2 separate regions of the Homo sapiens genome follow, and region 2 is linked to region 1. A link is a contact called in ENCODE Hi-C or POLR2A ChIA-PET data. All regions are on one chromosome and are shown on one strand. The core of a region is the stretch at or near the end of the contact, and the rest is flanking DNA. Distances in the headings are between cores, read along the strand shown.

What was found. A loop is a pair of places that touch in the nucleus more often than their neighbours do. ChIA-PET counts read pairs that join two places held with the same protein, here RNA polymerase II (POLR2A). Pooled maps may share reads with other maps.
Region 2: a loop to region 1 is called in a map of dorsolateral prefrontal cortex, with 2.4 times the contacts of the local background. The contact joins two enhancer-like sites. A Hi-C loop is called at or near these places in 5 of 168 maps with a recorded cell type or tissue (dorsolateral prefrontal cortex, gastrocnemius medialis, posterior cingulate gyrus and 1 more) and 3 of 50 pooled maps. POLR2A ChIA-PET finds 5 or more read pairs at or near these places in 4 of 52 experiments (BJ, HCT116, common myeloid progenitor, CD34-positive and 1 more).

What each region holds. Positions count from the first base shown.
Region 1 is chr4:41,287,648-41,295,123 of GRCh38, reverse strand. No RefSeq gene overlaps it. Among named protein-coding and RNA genes, the nearest start is that of UCHL1, 34 kb to the right of the region's middle. RefSeq lists an enhancer at 6,468-6,968. Within about 2 kb of position 4,399, at least 2 of the 41 ENCODE cell types and tissues checked have a DNase peak (open chromatin) inside an H3K27ac peak, as active enhancers do.
Region 2 is chr4:41,330,649-41,338,124 of GRCh38, reverse strand. No RefSeq gene overlaps it. Among named protein-coding and RNA genes, the nearest start is that of UCHL1, 77 kb to the right of the region's middle. Within about 2 kb of position 3,749, at least 2 of the 41 ENCODE cell types and tissues checked have a DNase peak (open chromatin) inside an H3K27ac peak, as active enhancers do.

The DNA.
Region 1 (7,476 bases), core at 3,150-5,649:
AGGAGATGTCAAAGCTCACCAGGGATCTCTGTTTCGCCCCACATGACAGCAAGCTGTCACCGAGGATTCTCTTTCTTTACTCTTTGTGCATCTCAATCCTTTTCTTCCTGCTTCCATGACTTGTTCCCAGCTACTTCACGGGCAGGTGTTAGGTTCTAACTGAGGTCCGAGGGGAGTCAGTGGGGTGGCAGGTAGCTGGAAAAACATTCGAGGAATTGTAGACAGTTTCAACATGGCTTTTACCCTCTCTCTGGCACAAGCGAGCCTAGGCATGAGCTGTGGGCACGAGCTGTATGTACATTCTCTCCCTGGGCATGAGCCATATGTACAGTGTCAGCAGGGTAATTATACCTTTTACAGGCAATAGTGACTCCAAGCCAAGCATGAGCTCACATGGGTGATCACCTAATGCACCTTACGTGGCGTGGTTACATAATGTGCCTGACATGGCATGGTTAAATACTGTGTGGAGTTGTGCACCTGCACTCCAAACCTGCTGAGTTATGCTGCACCAGAAGGCTTCCTCAGACTACTCCTGACTAAAGCACAGCCATCTCCCTTACAGCAGGCTGAGACACCCTTACCTTTCTAATTCTCAGCTTCTGGATATACTGCTGTGTAGAACTGCACATGCTCAAGGACTCAATAAGTAACCATGAAACATGAGCACAATTTGCTTTCCAAAAGAATGGCTGCAACAGTGATTCATTTCAGTTATTCCTCAAACTCAGGGATGGTAGCTTATAAAACAAAAAATAATAAACTTTGGATACTTGGGCCCCACCCAGAATTAGCATCTCTGGGAGTAAGGAATTTGATTTTTTCTTTAAGGAGGTTTTGTAGAATAGCCAACACTGAGGGCTAGACTAGATGGTGTTTCTCAAGTGTGCCTGGTCAGGAGAATTAGCTGGGTAGCATATTAAGTCCACCAAGTCCCAGCCTTCCTCTGGAGATCCAAGTTTAATAGGTCTGGATGGGCCAGGCTCAGTGGCTCACACCTGTAATCCTAGCACTTTGGGAGGCTGAGGCAGGAGAATCGCTTGAACCCAGAAGGTGGAGGTTGCAGTGAGCCAAGGTTGCACCACTGCACTCCAGCCTGGGTGATAGAGTGAGACTCTGTCTCAAAAAAAAAAAAAAAAAAGTCTAGATGGGCCTATCAATAGATTTGGAAGCTTAACAGGATCCCCTGGTGATTCTTACAATTGAGCAGGCTTGGGAAGCACTGGGTATATCTGGGTTTCCCAAACTTCTCTTGTATAAGAATTACTTGGTGTTGGCCGGGCACGGTGGCTCATGCTTGTAATCCCAGCACTCTGGGAGGCTGAGGCAGGTGGATCACGAGGTCAGAATTTTGAGACCATCCTGGCTAACACCGTGAAACCCCGTCTCTACTAAAAAAATTAGCCGGGTGTGGTGGCACGGGCCTGTAGTCTCAGCTACTCGGGAGGCTGAGGCAGGAGAATCGCTTGAACCTGGGAGGCAGAGGTTGCAGTGAACCGAGATCATGCCACTGTACTCCAGCCTGGGCAACAGAGACTCCATCTCAAAAAAAGAAAGAAGAATTACCTGGTGTTCTATTTGAAAGCACAGATTCCTTTGCCCCCATCCAGATAAACAGAATGAGACTTCCTGGCTTTGAGGTCTGGCAATCTATTTATTTAACAAAGACTTCCACTTGATTCTTATTATCTGAGAAATGGCAACAAAGCTTTGTTGATTGTCAACTTTGTCTTGCCCATAGCATCATCAGGGAACTTTTGTGTGTGTGGTAAAATACACAAACATAGCATTTACCATTAGTGACATATAATCTGTTCTAATACGTTCAGAATATACAGCCATCACCACTGTCTAGTTCCAGAACACTTTCATCTCTCATCTGGGAACTTCTAAAACATACAGATGCCCAGGCTGTACCCCAACTGAATAAATGAGAATCCCTGTGGTGGAACCCACACATTGGGACTCCTTAAGGCATTCCAGTTGATTACAATGTACAGTCAAGTTTGGGACCACTCAGGATTCCTGCCCTCCAGAAAGCCTTGTTAATGCATCCCATGGGGGACTCTCGTGCTGCTACTCTGCAGTCCATTAAGTGCAACCTCACATGGCTCTATGCCATTCTGGCATTCTGGTTTCTTTTCTTTTCTTTCCTCCCTCCTTCTCTCCCTCTTTTCTTTTCTCTTTTCTTTTCTTTTCTTTTCTTTTCTTTCTTTCTTTCTTTCTTTCTTTCTTTCTTTCTTTCTTTCTTTCTTTCTTTCTTTTCTTTCTCTTTCTCTCTCTCTTTCTTTCTTAGAAAAGACATCTATATGAGTGAATTAACCCTTTATCTTTCTTTTTTTAGAAAAGACATCTATAGGCCAGGCACAGTGGCTCATGCCTGTAATCCCAGCACTTTGGGAGGCCGAGGTGGGAGGATCATGAGGTCAGGAGATCGAGACCATCCTGGCTAACATGGTGAAACCCTGTCTCTACTAAAAATACAAAAACAAAATTAGCCGGGAGTTGTGGTGGGCACCTGTAGTCCTAGCTACTCAGGAGGCTAAGGAAGGAGAATGGCATGAACCCAGGAAGTGGAGCTTGCAGTGAGCCGAGATCGCACCACTGCACTTCAGCCTGGGTGACAGAGCAAGACTCCGTCTCAAAAAAAAAAAAAAAAAAAAAGAAAAGAAAAGAAAAGAAAAGACATCTATATGAGTGAATTAACCCTTTATAGATGAGTGAATTAACCCTATATATTTTAACCCTTTATCAGACATATGATTTGCAAATATTTTCTCTCATTGTATAGGTTACCTTTTCATTCTTTTTATGTATGACATATAAAGATGCTCAATATCACTAATCATTAGGAAAACGCAAATCAAAACCACAATGAGATAGCACCTCCATACCCACTAGGATGATTACTTTAACATTTTTCAAAAAAAAAAAAACAGAAGATAAGTGTTGGTGAGAATGTGGAGAAATTGGAATCCTTATGCATTGCCAGTGGAAATGTAAAATGGTGCAGTTGCTATGGGAAACATACTATATGACAGTTCCTCAAAAACTATTTTTCTAATTAAAAATAGAACTTCCAAATATCCAGGAATTCCACTTATGGGCATAAGGAATTTAAAAACAGGATCTCAAAGAGGTATTAATATTTGTATACCCATATTCATAGCAGCATTATTCACAAGCATCAAAAGTTGGTAATAACCCAAATGTCCATCAGCAGATGAATGGATAAACAAAATGTGGTATAGTCTGTGCATGCAATGGAATATTGTTTCAACTTTAAAAAGAAAGGAAATTCTGGGCCGGGCACGGTAGCTCACACCTGTAATCCCAGCACTTTGGGAGGCCGAGGCAGGCAAATCACGAGGTCAGGAGTTTGAGACCAGCCTGGCCAATATGGTGAAACCCATCTCTACTAAAAACACAAAAATTAGCCGGGCATGGTGGCGTGCGCCTATAGTCCCAGCTACTCGAGAGGCTGAGGCAGGAGAATCACTTGAGCCTGGGAGGTGGAGGTTGCAGCAAGTGGAGATCACGCCACTGCACTCCAGCCTGGGCAACAGAGCGAGACTCCATTTCAAAAAAATAAATAAATAAACATAAATATATAAATAAATAAATAAAAAGAAAGGAAATTCTGACACATGCTACAACATGGGTGAAGCCTTAGAACATTGTGCTAAGTTAAACAAGCCAGTCACAAAAGGATAAATACTGTATGATCCTACTTGTATGATGTACCTAGAGTGATCAAATTCATAGAGACAGAAGGTAGAATAGTGGTTGCCAAGGACTGGGGGAGGGAAGGGAATTGGGCGTTAGTGTCTAATGGGTACAGAATTTCAGTTTTGCAAGCTGATAAGAGTTTTGGAGATGAACAGTGGTGATGGCTGTACAATGATGTGAATTTATTTAATGCCACCGAACTGTACACTTAAAATGGGGAAGATGGCAAATTTTATGTTGTATATATTTTATTACAATTTAAAAATTTTTAATAATATTTAAAAATGAGAAAAAAAGGTTGTTGCAATAATCTAGGTAAGAAATGCCAAGAGTCTGACCTGAGGAAGTATCAGTGGAGATGGGAGGAAGAGACACACTTTAAGTATATTTGGGAGGAAAATAATTAAGATGGGGTATGGAGATGAGAGAAGAGAGTCCAAGTTTCAAGTCTTGGGAGGTGAGTGGTGGCATTTCCCAAGATCGGAAGCACAGAACGAGGAGAATTCCCACTTCCAAAACACTTGGAAATTTTCCAGAATACTTTTCCATCTGTAATCTAATTTCAACGTGAGCTAGAAGGAACAAATAGTTTTATCCACCCTTTACAGGTGATGAAACTGAGACAGCCAAATATAAAAGGGTCCCTGGAGAGGCTCTGACCAGGCTGCGTACTGGGAGAACAGGGTGGAGCCTCGGGAAGTTCCTGCCATTCTGCAGCAGGGAGGTGCCTGGCCTCTCCTCTTCCTGGGTGGTACCTGGGACTCAAGCTGTGAGGCAGGAAACTGAAAGCAAGACTCTTGCCTTGCTGAGAGTCCCTGTTTCCCTTTTGTTCCTTTTCGCCCAATAGATTTCATTTTTCTCACCTTTCTATGAAAAAAAAATTATCTCCTTTTTAAGCCACAGGATGGCCCTTCCCCCTGTTTTGGTGACGATCCTGAGAAGTTAAGCTCTTTGCTGAAGGAAATATATATAGTTAGTGATAGAATCAAGATTCAAGTCCAAGTCTTCCAAATCAGAAGTTCTTAATAACATATACTGCCTGCCATAGTAAATTTAAAATAGTAATAGAAGACATTTAAACATATTAATAGACCAGACGGGGTTCATGCCTGTAATCCCAGCACTTTGGGAGGCCAAGGTGGGAGGATTGCTTGAGCCAGGAGTTCAAGACCAGCCAGGACAACATAGCAAGACCCTGTCTTTACAAAAAATGCAAACATCAGCCAGGCATGGTGGTGCACACCTGTGGTCCCAGCTACTTAGGCTGAGGTGGGAGGATTGCTTGAGCCTAGGAAATTGAAACTATGGTGAGCAGCATTTGTGCCACTGCACTTCAGCCTGGGCAACAGAGCAAGACCCTGCCTCAAAAAAATATATATTTAAAAATTGTTTAATAAAATATATAGAATTTTTAATATATATATTTATAAATCTCGTCTTTTTTTTTTTTTTTTTTTTTGAGACAGAGTCTTACTCTATCACCCAGGCTGGAGTGCAGTGGTGTGATCTCGGCTCACTCCAACCTCCACCTCTGGATTCAAGTGATTCTCATGCCTTAGCTTCCCAAGTTGCTGGGGTTACAGGTGTGCACCACCACACCCAGCTAATTTTTGTATTTTTATTAGAGGTGGGGTTTCACCATGTTGGCCAGACTGGTCTCGATATCCCAACCTCAGGTGATCCACCCACCTTGGCCTCCCAAAGTGCTGGGATTACAGGTGTGAGCCATTGCACCTGGCCTAAAAACCAAGTCTTGAAATATGTTCCTTGAGAATCCATAGGGGCCATCAGGGAATTCAGCTTTAGGGACTCTCATGCCTGAGTAGGGCCACTGCCACGTATGGCAGCTCAGCCAGTAACCACTGATAGCCATCTTTTCCGCTCCCTTCTCCACTGACACTACCAGGTAGTGGTGGAGGAGGAGGGCCATCCTCTACATAGGCCACCTGCCTAGGTGGACACCATCAGAACACCAGACTTTGCTCTATGCATCCTAAGTTCTTATATAAGGAGTCAGTGAGACAGAAACTAGAATGTCAGTAACTCGCCCTTAGGAATTTACCCTAGTGAAATTAAAACTGATCCACATAAATACATGCATATGAATGTTCAGAGCAGTATTATTCACGATAGCTCAAAACTGGAAACAACCCAGATGTCCATGAACTGATGAATGGGTAAATAGGATATGGTATTTTTATGCAACGGAATACTATTCAGCAGCAAAAAAGAAAGAACTAAGACACATGCTACAGCACAAATGAACTTGTGCTAAGTGAAAGAAGCCAAATACAAAAGATTCTATTTGTATAATTCCATTTATATGAAATGTCCAGAAAAGGCATATTTACAGAGATAGAAAGCAGATCAGTGGTTGTCTGGGGCTGGCAGTGGGATCAGGGATTAACTGTAAACAGACATGAGAGAACTTTTAGGGATGATGGAAATGTTCTAAAACCGGATTTGCAGTAATGGTTTAACAACTCTATTCATAAAAATAATAAATTATATACTTACAACAGTTAAATTTTTATGGTATGTAGATTATACCGTAATAAAGCTGATAGCAGCAGGAAACAAATTCCTAGGCAGACAGGGACAGGACCCCGGTGAAACCCGACCTTCAAGTCAAAGACAGCATGAAGCTGGAAAACCAAACTGCCAGTTCTGGGTGGAGTCCACGACCACAGTGAGAACTTCCTTCATGCCTTTTAGCCAATCGAATGGTGCTTTTTCCAGGCCAAATCATGGACCAATTAGCACACACTCTCCTATTCTGAGCCCACAGAAAACCCCGGACTCAGCCCCACAGACCACTACCCACTTTCAGCCCCGTCTCACACAGAGGGCTGCTCGTTTCAGGGTCCCTCTCATTGTCAAGAGCTTTTCTTTCGCTCAATAAAATTTTATCTGCCTTGCTCACTCTCTGATGTCTGCATACCTCATTCCTCTTGGTCACGGGACAAGAACCTGGAACCTGCTGAATGGAGGGTGCGAAAAGAGCTGTAACATACATTCCTGCTCGCAGAGCTACCGGAGTGAAAAAACCACTTGACACCACACACCCCCATTCACTGAGCTGCGGGCAGCAGGACCGAACAAGCTGTGACACTTCCTGGGGGCTCAGACCTTGGGACTCCCCAACCAAAAGCTGTAACACCCCTTGGGGGCTCTGCAGTTGCTGGCATCTCCGAGTTTTTGGGTACCACCACATCTCCCTTGTCCAGACGCCGGCACCCAAGGCAGAAGCTGGTCACCGCACGCCTTAACCAGCCACAGGCTGGGCACAGAGCCACAGCAGGCGTGCGATCTGGGCCAGTAGCATGAGCAGAGCGCAGCCTGCTGAGCAGAGTGGGTGAGGTGAGCCCAGCAGGCCCATGTGAAGCCCCAGCAGAGGAACTGCTGACGGTGGAGATTTTTGTCTGGCAAAGTGGCACCAAAAGAATCCTGTGTCAAAGCGATTAAGAAAATGGGGGAGATATATAATCAGAGGGAAAGATTAGGAAGAAAATTAATGTACAATGCATGCTGATTTCAAAAGTTTGAGAAATCCAGAGTATATTGTAAGGCAAAAAAGAAGGAAATGCTATAAATATTTGAAGGCCCCTTTTGTGATTGGGTAAACAATATCAGAAGACAGTCTGGGGGCAAATTCATGAAATAAGTCAATTGCACAAATAATAGTAAACTTATGGCCTCTATACTGGCACCACATGTCTTTACAAAAAGGGGCATGGGTCCATAGCA
Region 2 (7,476 bases), core at 2,500-4,999, 44 kb before region 1:
CTCTTGAACCCGGGAGGTGGAGGTTGCAGTGACCCCAGATAGCGCCACTGCACTCCAGTTTGGTGGCAGAGTGAGACCCTGTCTCCAAAAAAAAAGTCCTCATTGGCAGGAATAAGGAACATCTTGTTGTCACTTATCATGAAGGGATGGATGACCAAGGACCAATGGGTAGATGGTCACCTCACTTCAGTAGATTCTTGTGGGGAAGGGGTGACAGAGGCAGTCAGTTGGATAACGCCCCGACCCTGACAGCAATACTCATACCTAATGCCTTAATGCTTAGTCCCTTGGAATTTGGCTGTGATCCAGGGAAAAGTGTATGGCAATGGAGATTGCTTCTATCTCCCAGTGGAATAAGGACTCACAAGCTGAGAAAATAGGTTGAGTACAGAAAAATAAAGAGTGCCTTTTGCACACCTAAATTATGGAACAAGCATCATATCATCTTTTAGAAATTACCAATAATTGCTGGGCTTGGTGACTCATGCCTGCAGTCCCAGCACTTTGGGAGGCTGACCCAGGAGGACGGCTTGAACCCAGGAGTTCGAGACGAGCCTACAGCAACAAAGCGAGGCCCCATCTCTACAAAAAGTCAAAAATTAGCTGGGTGCGGTGTCACATGCCTATGATCCCAGCTACATGGGAGGCTGAGGTGGGAGGATCACTTGAGCCCAGAAAGTCGAGGCTGCAAGTGAGCCAAGATTGCACCACTGCACTCTGGCCTGGATGACAGAGTGAGACCCTGTGTCAAAAAATAAAAAGGAAAGAAATGACCAACAATCACAGAAATACAAATGACAACAAAATTCCATTTATTTTATGTAGCAGATTGACAAACATTAAATAGGTTGATAATTACCAGTCTGTGAAATTATTGGGAATGGGCATTTGAAAATGCTGTTGGTGGGAGAGTACACCAATATAAATGCTTTTGAGAGTAGTTTGGCATCAACTCTAAAGAAATCAATAGACACTCAAGATTAATATGTAAAGATTGCTCATTTCAGTGTTGCTTACAATAGTGAATAATTACAGTAACATACATGTCTGACAATAAGGGATTTATTAAGTTACAATAAATTATTAAAACAGAACAATATAAGCCATTGAAAGGATTGAGGTAATTCTATGCTTAGTAATATATCCAATGCTTATAATACACAGTTAAAGGGGAGAAAAGCAACTTTTCAAATGGTGTGTATAGTGTGATCAAATTCTTGTAACTACATGCTTATACTTGCATAGAAGAATTCTGTGAGGATTTTCACCAATGTGTTTACAGTGACAGTCTTTGGTTGACATGATTATGAGTAATTTAAGTTCCATGTCCATTTGACTGCTTTATACTTTCTTTTCCTTTTTTTTTTTTTTAAGACAGGGTCTTGCTCTGTTGCCCAGGCTAGAGTATAGTGAATGCAATCATGGCTCACTGCAGCCTCAACTCCTGGGCTCAAGTGGGAGCCCAGCTAATTTTTTAAAATTTTTTGTAGAGATGAGGTCTCACTCTGTTGCCCAGGCTGGTCTCTAACTCCTGGCCTCAAGCAATTCTCCCACCTTAGCCTCTCAAAGCACTGGGATTCCAGGCAGGAGCTACCACACCTGGCTGCTTTGTATTTTCTAATTATCTTACAATGGACAGGAATTGCTTGTGTTACTATTTTCTTCCTTTTATTTAAAAAATAAAATAGTTGAGGATGGCTGAGCCGTACTATGACCATGGATGAATGATGAGGGTGGGAAACAGAGAGACACCTCAGACTCAGATCCTAAGCTCCAAGATTGGCATTTGTCCTGCCCATATCACATAGGCATTTTCCCCAACATTCCAGGAAATAACTATAAAAATGACTGACTGGGCATGGTGGCTCACACCTGTAATCCCAGCACTCTGGGAGGCTGAGGTGGGAAGATCACCTGAGGTCAGGAGTTCGACACCAGCCTGGCCAACATGGTGAAACCCATTTCTATTTTTCTTTTTTTTTTTTTCTTTTTTTTTCAGACAGAGTCTTGCTCTGTCGTCAGGCTGGAGTGCAGTGGCATGATCTTGGCTCACTGCAACTTCTACCTCCCGGGTTCAAGCAATTCTCCTGCCTCAGCCTCCCCAGTAGCTGGGATTACATGCCACCACCATGTGGTTTACATGCTGCACCTCCATGCCCAGCTAATTTTTGTATTTTTTTAGTAGAGACAGGGTTTCACCATGGTGGCCAGGATGGTCTTGAGCTCTTGACCTCATGATCCGCCCACCTCGGCCTTCCAAAGTGCTGGGATTACCACCATGAGCCACTGCACCCAGCCAGTGAAACCCCATTTCTACTAAAAAAAAAAAAAAAAAAAAAAAAAAGAACAAAAATTAGTCGGGTGAGGTGGCAGGCACCTGTGATCCCAGCTACTCGGGAGGCTGAGGCAGGAGAATCGCTTGAACTGGGGAGGCAGAGGTTGCAGTGAGCTGAGATTGTGCCACTGCACTCCAGCCTGGGCAACAGAGTGAGACTCTGTTTCAAAAAAAAAAAAAGACTCAGCCATTTCTCTCAGAAGGTATCAGGAGACCTTGAGAACTAATACTTGAGCCAATATCTTAACATTTTTATTCTCATGCAAATGATTCAAATACAGATAATGTATTTTCCTTTGCCTATGTTGCCTAGGAAACAAAAATAGAGTGGCATTTCTTTAGGTGATTATTATCTGATCTCTGTCCAATATACTACAGTTATTCTCTATGCCACTGGTTCTCCTACTTTCATTCAGAGCCAGCCCAGTTGGGGACTCTGTGTGGTAGAGATTTTCAGAGCAGAACATGCTCCATTTCTGGTGCCCCTACTCCCCACCCCTGGAAAAGAGGGATGGAGCCTTGAAACCTCCTCCAAGTGATTCTAATATGTCCCCACTAGACACGCCGGATCTGATCCATACTATTCCATTATTTAAAAAAAAAAAAACCCACATATTCCCTTTAAACATCCTTTTTCTTTGTTTGACATTTGTATGTTTCCTTAGGCTGCTATAACAAATTACCACAAACTTGGGGGCTTAAAACAACAAAGACTTATTCTCTCACACTTCCGAGACCAGAAGTCCAAAATCAAGGTGTCAGGAGGGCCACACTCCTCTGACAGTCTAGGGGAGAGCCCTAACCTCTTTCAGCTTCTAGCAGCTCCCAGCCTTCCTTGCATGACAGCATCTCTCCAACCTGTGCCTCCATCTTCATGCTGTGGCCACCAACCCTGTGTATCTCTCTCTTCTTTCTCTTATAAGGACACCAACCAGTCACTGGATTTAGGACCCATCCAAAATTCAGGATACTCTCATATTGAGATCTTTAACTCACATCTGCAAAGAACTGATTTCTAAATAAGGTCACATTCACAGGTACTAGGGGTTAGGACTTGAACATATCTTCTTGGAGGATACAATTCGAGCTACTACAATATTACACCCGCATGTGCTTTAATTTTTAGGTAAGAAGCCAATTATAATCATAGCTAACATTTATTGAAAACTTAGCCAACATGCTAAGCATTTTATAAGCATTATTTCAATTAAGTTACAGCATGTTTTTCCCCACCCCACCTACCTCCATCTCCCCTCGACCACCCAAATATCCAGTTTCCATTACTTTGCCTTCTGGTAAACAGAATAGCACTTCAAAATTCCTGCCAGTGAATAAAGCAACAGCTTTCACAAGTGAAGAAGAATTGCTGCTCCTAGACAATCACTGGTTTGACCTGTTTGGTCACTTTTTGAGGCTGTACAGCTAGACTTACCCAACTGGATGTAATACCAATAGGATCTGCAAAACTCAATACCTGACACCAGGCTCTTTTTAAGGAATACAATCTCTGTCAGCTTCCAAGCGTATATCAAATGCCTGTGTCAAGCTAGACTGTCATAAAGCATTCTGCTTCTTCCCACCTTTTTAGTATAAAAATTTTCAAACATAAAGTGAATTTTTAAAGTTCTACAATTAATACCCATTTTCCCACTACGTAAATTCTACATTACTATTCTGCTATTCTTGCTTTATTCTATAATTATGCATGCATCTATCCATTAATCCATCTTATTTTTCCCCCTCTAAGTACTTCAGCATGCATATCATTAAACCAGACCAGAACACAGGCTCTTTGGAGGCAGGCAGATCCCCTAAGAGAGGAAAGAGGGAGGAGGTCAGCTGAGGACGCACTCTTCCTTCTTCCACACTTAACCGATTAACCCAGGAACTCCTTTTGCCACAGGAGAAGTAAGAAGTAGCAAGAGAAGCCAGGAGTGGGACAGTGAGGATCTCTCTCCACAAGGAAACAGGAAGAAGGGGGGAATATATTCCCATAAAAGGATACACTGAATAATGTAATGGATAAACATTTTCAATGACCAATACAACAAATTATTGGCATACTCAACACTACTGCCAAGCAATGATTTGGACTTCAGTAATTCTAGTCTGTTCCATTTTCCGCAATTCTCCAATGACTGTAACCATCTCTGTTTCTCTTTGCTTTTATTTGCCTTTGCCCTCATTCTCTCATACTCCAAAAGGACATCTCCATGAATTTAATACTAGAGCCATATCACATTGAGAATTAATACTAGAGCCAATATCTTAACATTTTTATTATCATGCAAATGGCTCAAATACAGATAATGTATTTTCTTTTGCCTATGTTGCCTAGGAAACAAAAATAGTGTGGCATTTCTTTAGGTGATTATTATCTGATCTCAATCCAACATACTGCAGCTATTCTCTATGCCACTGGCTCTCCTACTTTCGTTCAAAGCAAGCCCAGTTGGGGACTCCATGTGGTAGAGATTTTCAGAGCAGAGTATGAAAATCTTCACGTGATATGGTTTGAATTTGTGACACTGCCGAAATCTTATGTTGAATTGGAATCTCCAATGTTGGAGGAGGGGTTTGGTGGGAGTGATTGGATCATGGGAGCAGACTTCCCCCTTGCTGTTCTTGTGATAGTGAGTGAGTTCTCACAAGATCTTGTTGTTTAAAAGTATGTAGCACCTCCCCCCTTCTCTCTCTTCCTTCTGCTCCAACCGTGTAAGACATGTCTGCTTCCCCTTTACCTTCCCCCATGATTGTAAGTTTCCTGAGGCCTCCCCAACCATGCTTCCTGTAGAGCCTATGGAACTGTGAGCCAATTAAATGTCTTTTCTTTATAAATTAACCAGTCTCAAGTATTTTACAGTAGTGCAAGAACAGACTAATACACGATGCAAAGAGGAATGTGGTGGCCTGTGGTGATTGACTCACATCCCAAATCACTCCCTGATCCTTTGATAACTCCCTGATCAAAGAAGAAAAAGAATTATTTATTTCTATCCCCTGTCTGCAAAATTCCATGAAAGTTCTAAAATTAGTCCAGCTTGGGTCACATGTCTATTCAGGACCAATCACTGAAGTTAAGAGGATAAGGAACAGTGATCAGCCCAACTTGGGTCATGAGTCAGCCCGCCAACCCCTGTGCAAAAAGGGATAAGGTCTATTATAGAAAGAAGTTAGCGGTGCTGGGCTTCACTGGGAACACAGAGGAAATCTAATGTTCTCATTTATTCTATAACCCTTTTCTTCCAAGTCCCACTCCACTCATAAGTTCTGTTAAAAGTTGAAATGTCTACTGATATTTTCTTTTCTTTCTTTCTTACTTTTTTTTTTTTTTTGAGGTAGGGTCTTTCTTGTTCTATCACCCAGGCTGGGGTGCTGGAGTACAGTAGAGCAATCATAACTCACTACAGCCTCAAGCTCCTAGGCTCAGGCGATCCTGCCTCAACCTTCTGAGTAGCTGGGACTACAGGTGCACGCCACAGTACCCGGCTAATTTCTTTTTAAGTTTTTGTAGAGACGGGGTTTCAAGATGTTGACCAGGCTGGTCTCAAATGTGTGGCTTCAAGCTACTCTCCTGCCTCAGCCTTCCAAAGTGTTGGGATTACAGGCATGAGCCACCATGCCCAGCTATGGATATTATATAGAGAAACAACCCTCTAGCAAACAGGGTTTTGTTTTGCAGCAGAGTCTCACTCTGTTGCCTAGGCTGGAGTCTAGTGGCATGATCATAGCTCACTGTAGCCTCGAACTCCTGGGCTCAAGTGATCCCCCTCCCTCAGCCTCCCAAGTAGTTAGGAATTCAGGCACAAGCCATGACACCCAGCTAAATTTTTTATTTTTTGTACAGACAGGGTCTTGCAATGTTGCCCAAACTGGTCTGGAACTCCTGGTCTCAAGTGATCCTCCCACTCCCAAAGCACTGGGATTACAGGTGTGAGCCCTGTGTCCAGCCACAAATAGTTTTTATGACACTTTATGGGCAACACTTTTTTTTTAGAAAAAAACTTTTTTCATATTGTGACACTTTAGAGGCAATGAACTGTTTAGATTATAAAAACTTTTCGTTTTCATATTATGACACTCAAGAGGCAATGACATGTTTAGATTAAATGAGTAGTTAACAAAAGATTAAGATGCTTTTATAGCAAGTTCTATTAACAGTTTTTATTAAGAATGATCATAAAATTCTTTGTTCTTAAAATTTTTGCTGAGTAAAATAGAAAATTTTAAGGGTGAATCCAAATGCCTAAGGAACTTGGTATGAAGGGAAGAATAAACTGTTTAACCTCTATTTAACCTTTCCTAGCATGTTTATTTAAACGTTCTGCCAATGTTGATATGATTCGCTCAAGAATGTAACCCAGGTTATGTACAGTTAGATATAATTTATTTACAAGTCTGCAGAACTTTAGTTGCCTCTATAACAAACTTTAAGAAAATAAACTGAATGTGCAATGGCTTTAATCAAATAGTGTCAACATATAAAAGTAAAAACAAAATTGAGACAATTCCAACCCTTAGCAACTTTGTTTTTCCAACTCAAGAATGTGCCCAGTAGTCAAATAAAGAGATATTAGAACAGATACTGATAACACAAATCCAGTATCTCTTATATCAAAATCTCACCCATTTCTCCAACTTTAATATCAAGAAGCAACCCATTCCATCAAAAGCAAAATAAAACTCACCAAACACCATTTTATTTTGCAAAAACTACAATCTTATCTTGTGACAATGTTAGCAGAACTAAATTTCTAGAATTATTTCTCTTTCCCAGCACATGGATTAAAAAATCTCAAATACCTTGACTTCAGAGCTAAATCCTATAAGCAACTGGAACTTGGGGGGAAATGCACTTTAAAATATAATTAGGCCAGGTGCGGTGGCTCACACCTGTAATCCTAGCACTTTGGGAGGCTGAGGCAGGCAGGTCATCCTGAGCTCAGGAGCTCGAGACCAGCCTGGGCAACATGGCGGAACCCCGTCTCTACCAAAAATACAAAAAATAATTAGCCAGGCGTGGTGGTGGGTGCCTGTACTCCCAGCTACTCAGGAGGCTGGGGCAGGATAATCGCTTGAACCTGGGAGGTGGAGGTTGTGGTGAGCTGAGATCATGCCACTGCACTCCAGCTTGGGCTACA